Regions from separate parts of the Homo sapiens genome. Here region 2 is linked to region 1. The links are chromatin contacts, found by Hi-C in ENCODE. All regions are on one chromosome and are shown on one strand. Each heading gives the region's core, a stretch centred on a gene start or an enhancer-like site at or near the end of the contact. The rest is flanking DNA. Distances are from core to core; before and after follow the strand shown. Region 1 has its middle 61 kb from the start of TRIM2. Region 2 overlaps TMEM131L (transmembrane 131 like).

Evidence for each region. Hi-C counts contacts between places; a loop is a spot of excess contacts on that map. Pooled maps may share reads with other maps.
Region 2: a map of dorsolateral prefrontal cortex shows a loop between it and region 1 (3-fold over the local background). The contact joins two enhancer-like sites. A Hi-C loop is called at or near these places in 1 of 168 maps with a recorded cell type or tissue (dorsolateral prefrontal cortex), 1 of 37 single-sample maps with no recorded cell type and 7 of 50 pooled maps.

Annotation. Positions count from the first base shown.
Region 1 is chr4:153,142,029-153,144,728 of GRCh38, reverse strand. No RefSeq gene overlaps it. Among named protein-coding and RNA genes, the nearest start is that of TRIM2, 61 kb to the left of the region's middle. Within about 2 kb of position 1,373, at least 12 of the 41 ENCODE cell types and tissues checked have a DNase peak (open chromatin) inside an H3K27ac peak, as active enhancers do; they include dorsolateral prefrontal cortex, where a contact is called at or near this core.
Region 2 is chr4:153,486,805-153,489,504 of GRCh38, reverse strand. The region is part of intron 3 of TMEM131L (transmembrane 131 like); the gene reads right to left. Among named protein-coding and RNA genes, the nearest start is that of TMEM131L, 22 kb to the right of the region's middle. RefSeq lists enhancers at 703-912, 1,063-1,232, 1,413-1,482, 1,583-1,702, 1,853-1,902 and 2 more. Within about 2 kb of position 1,329, at least 28 of the 41 ENCODE cell types and tissues checked have a DNase peak (open chromatin) inside an H3K27ac peak, as active enhancers do; they include dorsolateral prefrontal cortex, where a contact is called at or near this core.

The DNA.
Region 1 (2,700 bases), core at 124-2,623:
CGTGTGCTATGTCATGATGTGGTGGCAGTGACAGGACTCTATACATTTGTCAATACTCATTGAATTGTACAGTTAAAATCAGCGAATTTCATTGTATGTAAATTATAACAACAAAATTGGCAAAACAGTCTTTTTTAAATACTTCATTCAGCAGTTTAAGATGCTCTATATTGGGAGTTTCTCTACACATTTAATTCACAAAATTCACGTGAGACTTTCTTAACATGCCTAAATATGTCTATATTTTAACCGATAGCACTTACTGTAGGTGGGCTTGCATAGGTATTTGATGATTACCTAGCTCCCTTGTGCTAGACCGTAAACCCAAGTGGACAGGCCACCATTGTACCCATACCTGGCACATACTGGGCCTTTAAGAAATATTTGTTGAATAAATGCATAACCCCTCCCCCAGAGCAAATCTGAACACTGGAAAATCTGATTATACATCTTTCCTCCAGCTGATCTCTGATTACCTTCGATTTCATTACTAAAATCTTTTCTGAGCCACAAATGAAAGTGGGAGAGTTAGAAATCTTTCATTTAACCCCATTATGTTATAGAAACCACTTATCCTGGCTGCATTTATCTGGGCTGCATGCCCAGTGTGCACTCAAGAGTGTCACCATATGGGCTGAGATGGAGGACATTCAGCAGCCAAGGGCTGCGTCTGTGGGCTGCTGTGTCTGACCTCGCTGATCTCCTTCCATTTCCAGTCTTCTTTTGTTACCACAGACTAAGCATCCTATTTCACCTCAAGGCTTAAATCCAAGGTTTTCCTTTTAATGCATACATAATTCGTCTAAGCATTAAAACATAGTATTAGTCAGAGGGCAATGTGATTGGAATCAGGTGAGAAATCAATGGAAGCCAAAGAATGCAGAGGCCTTTGGGCTGGAGCCAACAGCCCCTTCGGAGAGGACTGAGGCCAGGAAGGCACCAGACGTTTCTCTGTTTAGGGAATGAATTACATCATCCATTCATTTGACCTTGGTCTTCAGTTACTTATCTATAAATGCCACACCCTCCTCCTTTCCAGGTCAGAACCAAGGTGCAAAAATGCCAAATGCCAAAATCCTTCCTGGTTATTGTGATCGATCAACAGGAAAAAAACAAAACAAAAAATAACAACAACAAAACACACACACAAGAATCAGGCATTTCTCTTGTCTTTGTATAGAAATCTGTAAGCACAAATTGTATAAATTTGGTGGCTTCTCTTAAAATGTAATGTAGTACACATTGGCTATTTGATACCCTGCATCTATATTCTCTCCTGGATACAAGAACACAGATTTCAAGAGTGAATTTGGCTTGAGTGGGACTGAACCCTCCCCAAGTGCCTGGAGTGGTTTCTGGCTGGCTTAAACCAATGGGCACACCCACCATGGCCCCAAGCCAAATGGACTGGTTTGGAGACTGGCACTACCAAATCAGAGGCAACAAGCCAGGAGGACATTTGCCGGGGCTTTTGGGAAGAATAAACCTATTTTATAGTAGCTCTGAAAAAGAGACCACCCTTTTTACCCGAATGGTGAATTTTGGAGCAGCTACAGCCTTTTTCCAGTAATCGAGATCCTGGAGCAGCCTCTGGGGCCACCTTGTGGAATCTGTGGATAAAGCCAACACCATATAAAGCAGATTGAGGACAGAAGGCAGGCTGTTGGTGACATTTTTTGAGCTGCTGGATCAAATGTCACCTGAAATTATTACCTTTAGAGTTTTAGTTACCATTAAGTCAATAAACTACCTTTCTCTTATAGGCCAGCCTGGTTTCAATTTCCTTTTGTATTTTGTGCAAATCACTTTCATTTGTAATTTTTTTAAAAAATTTTTATTTATTTATTTATTTATTTATTTATTTTATTTATTTATTTTTTGAGACAAGGTCTTCCTCTGTTGCCCAGGCTAGAGTGCAGTGGCGCCATCTCAGCTCACTGCAACCTCCGCATCCCAGGTTCAAGCAATTCTCGTGCCTCAGTCACTGAGTAGTGGGGATTACAGGTGTGTGTCAACACACCCGGCTAATTTTTGTGTTTTTAGTAGAGACGGGGTTTCGCCATGTTGCCCAGGCTGGTCTTGAACTCCTGAACTCAAGTGATCTGCCTGCCTCGGCCTCCCAAAGTGCTGGGATTACAGGCGTGAGCCACCATGGCTGGCCAAGTCTGTTCTTAACCAGTTCTCCATACTCTTCTCAAGTCAAACCTGTCTACCACAGTTGAAATCATTCCAGTATTTCATCCAAACAACAGTCATTCATTACTACCTTACCCTAATCCAACCGGAGATCATGAAAGCTCTTTTCTGTAAATGAACCACCCTCCACCTGCCCTGAAATTCCTGCCACTCTTTGTCTCTCAGGGCTGACACAGAGGAGGAGAGAACTCCTTGCAGAAGTGGGAAAGTTGTGGGTTTGGAGATTCACACTTTGCTTTCCCACCCATCAGTTAAAATCTTGGGCACCCTCAGTCGGAAATCTCCCTTTCGCAGACCAAAGCAGGCAGCTCCTTTGGAGAAGCCTAGAGCCCTTCCACCTCCTCTTCATTTCTGTGGCTGCCTGGCAGCTGCTGGCTGCACACCTGTGCACAGGGCTCCATTGTTTTCCCTGTGCACTTGTCTCATGCTTTCTCTTAAAATGTTGCCCCTTCTCATTCTTGAAGCACAAAAGCACATAGCATGGGTCTAATATATTGTCAACAA
Region 2 (2,700 bases), core at 80-2,579, 340 kb before region 1:
CTCTGTCTCAAGAAAAAAATACTTCTCCCCAGTGCTCACAATCTTGTGAAAATAAAGAATTTTCCTTGGACGTGCTCCTACAGATACACAAAGAAATAATTCAGAAATAAAATCCATTCAACCAAAAGGCCAGGTTCAATGAGCTGGGAAGAAACTGCGTGGGTTTTGCAGCTGCGGCTGGAGCCCAGGAGTCCAAAGCTGCCGTAGACTGGTCTGTGCAGCTCTCAGGAAGGAAGCTTCACAGTGGATCGCTTCACACATCACCAGCCCAATACCAAAAAGGCGTTTCTCAGGAGCCCTGGTGTTGGGGGAGGGCAAGGAAAACAAGTGAGGGACATTCACAAGGGCTCACAGACGAGTCTCGCTGGGGACTATGTGTTATGGGTTAAACTGTGTCTCCACCAACCCCAACATGATATGTCAAAGTCCTAACCCCAGTACCTCAGAATGTGACCTGACTTGGAAACAGGGTTGGTGCAGATGCAATTAGTCCAGATGAGGCTGGACTGGAGTAGGGTGGGCCCCTGCTTCAATATAACTGGTGTCCTTATACGACAGCCACGTGAAAGCACGGAGACACCCAGGGAGAGCGCTGTGCGACAAGAGACTGGAGTGCCGCAGCTGCAAGCCAAGAAACCCCACAGGCTGCCGGCGAGCCCGCAGAAGCTAGGAAAAGGCGAGGGCGGACTCCCCGAGGGTTTCAGAGGCAGCGTGGCCCTGCCGGCTTGACAGAGGACTTCCAGCCACCGGACTGTGAGGAGAGAATACAATTCTGTTGTTCTAAAGCCGCGCAGTTTGTGGCACTTCGTTAGACAGCCCTGGGAAATTAATACACCACACTTGAACTTGAGTTGCTTCCTGTTGCCCTACTCCATCCAGCCCCCTCAGCTGGCAAATGCTCCCACTCCACCACAACAGAGCCGCAGGGAATCCCCGGGTTGCTGTGTGGCTGGGGAGGCCCTTCTCCCCTGTAAGTGGCACACAACAGGCTGGGCTATCCCAGGCCCAGGCCCTTGTCCCAATTTTGTTCCTTCTCTCCAAGTTCCCGGCTGCCTCCTCTGGGCCCTGCCCTCACCAGGGCCCGGTCCCCACTCCTCCCACAGGCAGCCCTGGCCCTCCAGCTGCAGGACGGGGTGTGGAAGTCCCCTTGGGGTGGGCAGTGCCCCGTGCTGCTTCCGCCCACCCCAGTTTCTCACAGAATTTTTAGAACACTTCTTTCAGTTTTGCCTTAAGTAATATCCTTCCTCATGCCCCAACAACCCCACTCACACTGGTGCACTCACGCACCCTCATTCTCTCTTACACACAACTCAGCCACAGGCCCACAGGGTCTCTCTCTCTCACACAAAACTCAGCCACAAACCCACAACGGTCTCGGTCTCTCTCTCACACACACACACGCACACAAAACTCAGCCACAGGCTCACCAGGGTCTCTCTCAACATGCACACATACACACACACACCCCTCAGTCATAGGCTCACAAGAGTCTCTCTTGTCTCTCATACATACACAAACACACACAACCAGCCACAGGCCCACAAAGGTCTCTCTCTTTGTCCCTGTCTGCTCTCTCGCACTCACAAACACACATCTCAGCCACAGGCCCACCAGAGTCTGTCTGTCTCTTTGTCTCTCTCACTCTCTCTCACACACATACACCTCAGCCACAGGCCCACAAGGGTCTCTCTCCTTGTCCCTGGCTCCTCTCTCTCGCACACTCCCACACACACACATACAGCTCAGCCACAGGCCCACGAGGGTGTCTCTCTCTCTCTCTCTCTCACACACACACACACACACACACACACGCCTGTGCAGCTCCACAGGGGCCTGGGCCAGGAGACAGATCTGAATACACATACCACCCTGTGCTGTGAGTGGCCACTCCCATCCAACAACTGAGACTTTCTGTTACTGGGCCAAGGTTTTCTGCCAAACTTACTTCCCTTATAATGAATGAATTCTCCCTCAGAAGGTTCCTCAGTCCTCCCCTGGAAGCTGACCTGCAATGGCCTAACCCACCTATTTACCAGGCATGCCAGGACATATGAGACCCTGATAGGTGGACACCAAAGCTCAGCCTGGAACCCCACCCCCATGTGCATCATTGCAGCAGAACTTCTTCGGACACACTCGATCCACCAGCTAACACTCCATACCCTATGAAGAGAATACGTACGGATTCTAGGTTTGATAAAATCCTGGGCCAGTGGTGGTAAGTCAGGCTGAAAAGCAACCATCTCCCAATTTCCACCCACTGTTTTACCTACAAGACTATTTCTACCTCTCATTATTTAATCCTCCACAAAAAGTATATTTTGTAACATGGTCCCTGAGCTGCCTCACCCTGGGCCAATGGTTTTCAAACTTGAGCGTGCATCAGAGCCACCTGGAGGGCTTGTTAAAACAGATCTCTGGGCTCCTCCCCTAGAGCTTCTGATTCACACCAGGTCTGGGGTGGGGTCTGAGAACCGGCCAGTCTAGCGAGTTCCCAAGCGATGCTGATTTAGGTCCCTGGACCAGGCTTCGAGAAACACTGCCCTAGACCGCTCATTTCTCGCTGAGCTCAGGTGGCCCAGCATAGCACTCAGCATAGCACACACTGCTGTCGGCCTTCCCACTGCCCATTCCCTTCCTCCCACTTAGGCAAAGCCGGGTTGTGCTCCCTATGACTAAACCCTGCAGGACAGAGCTGAT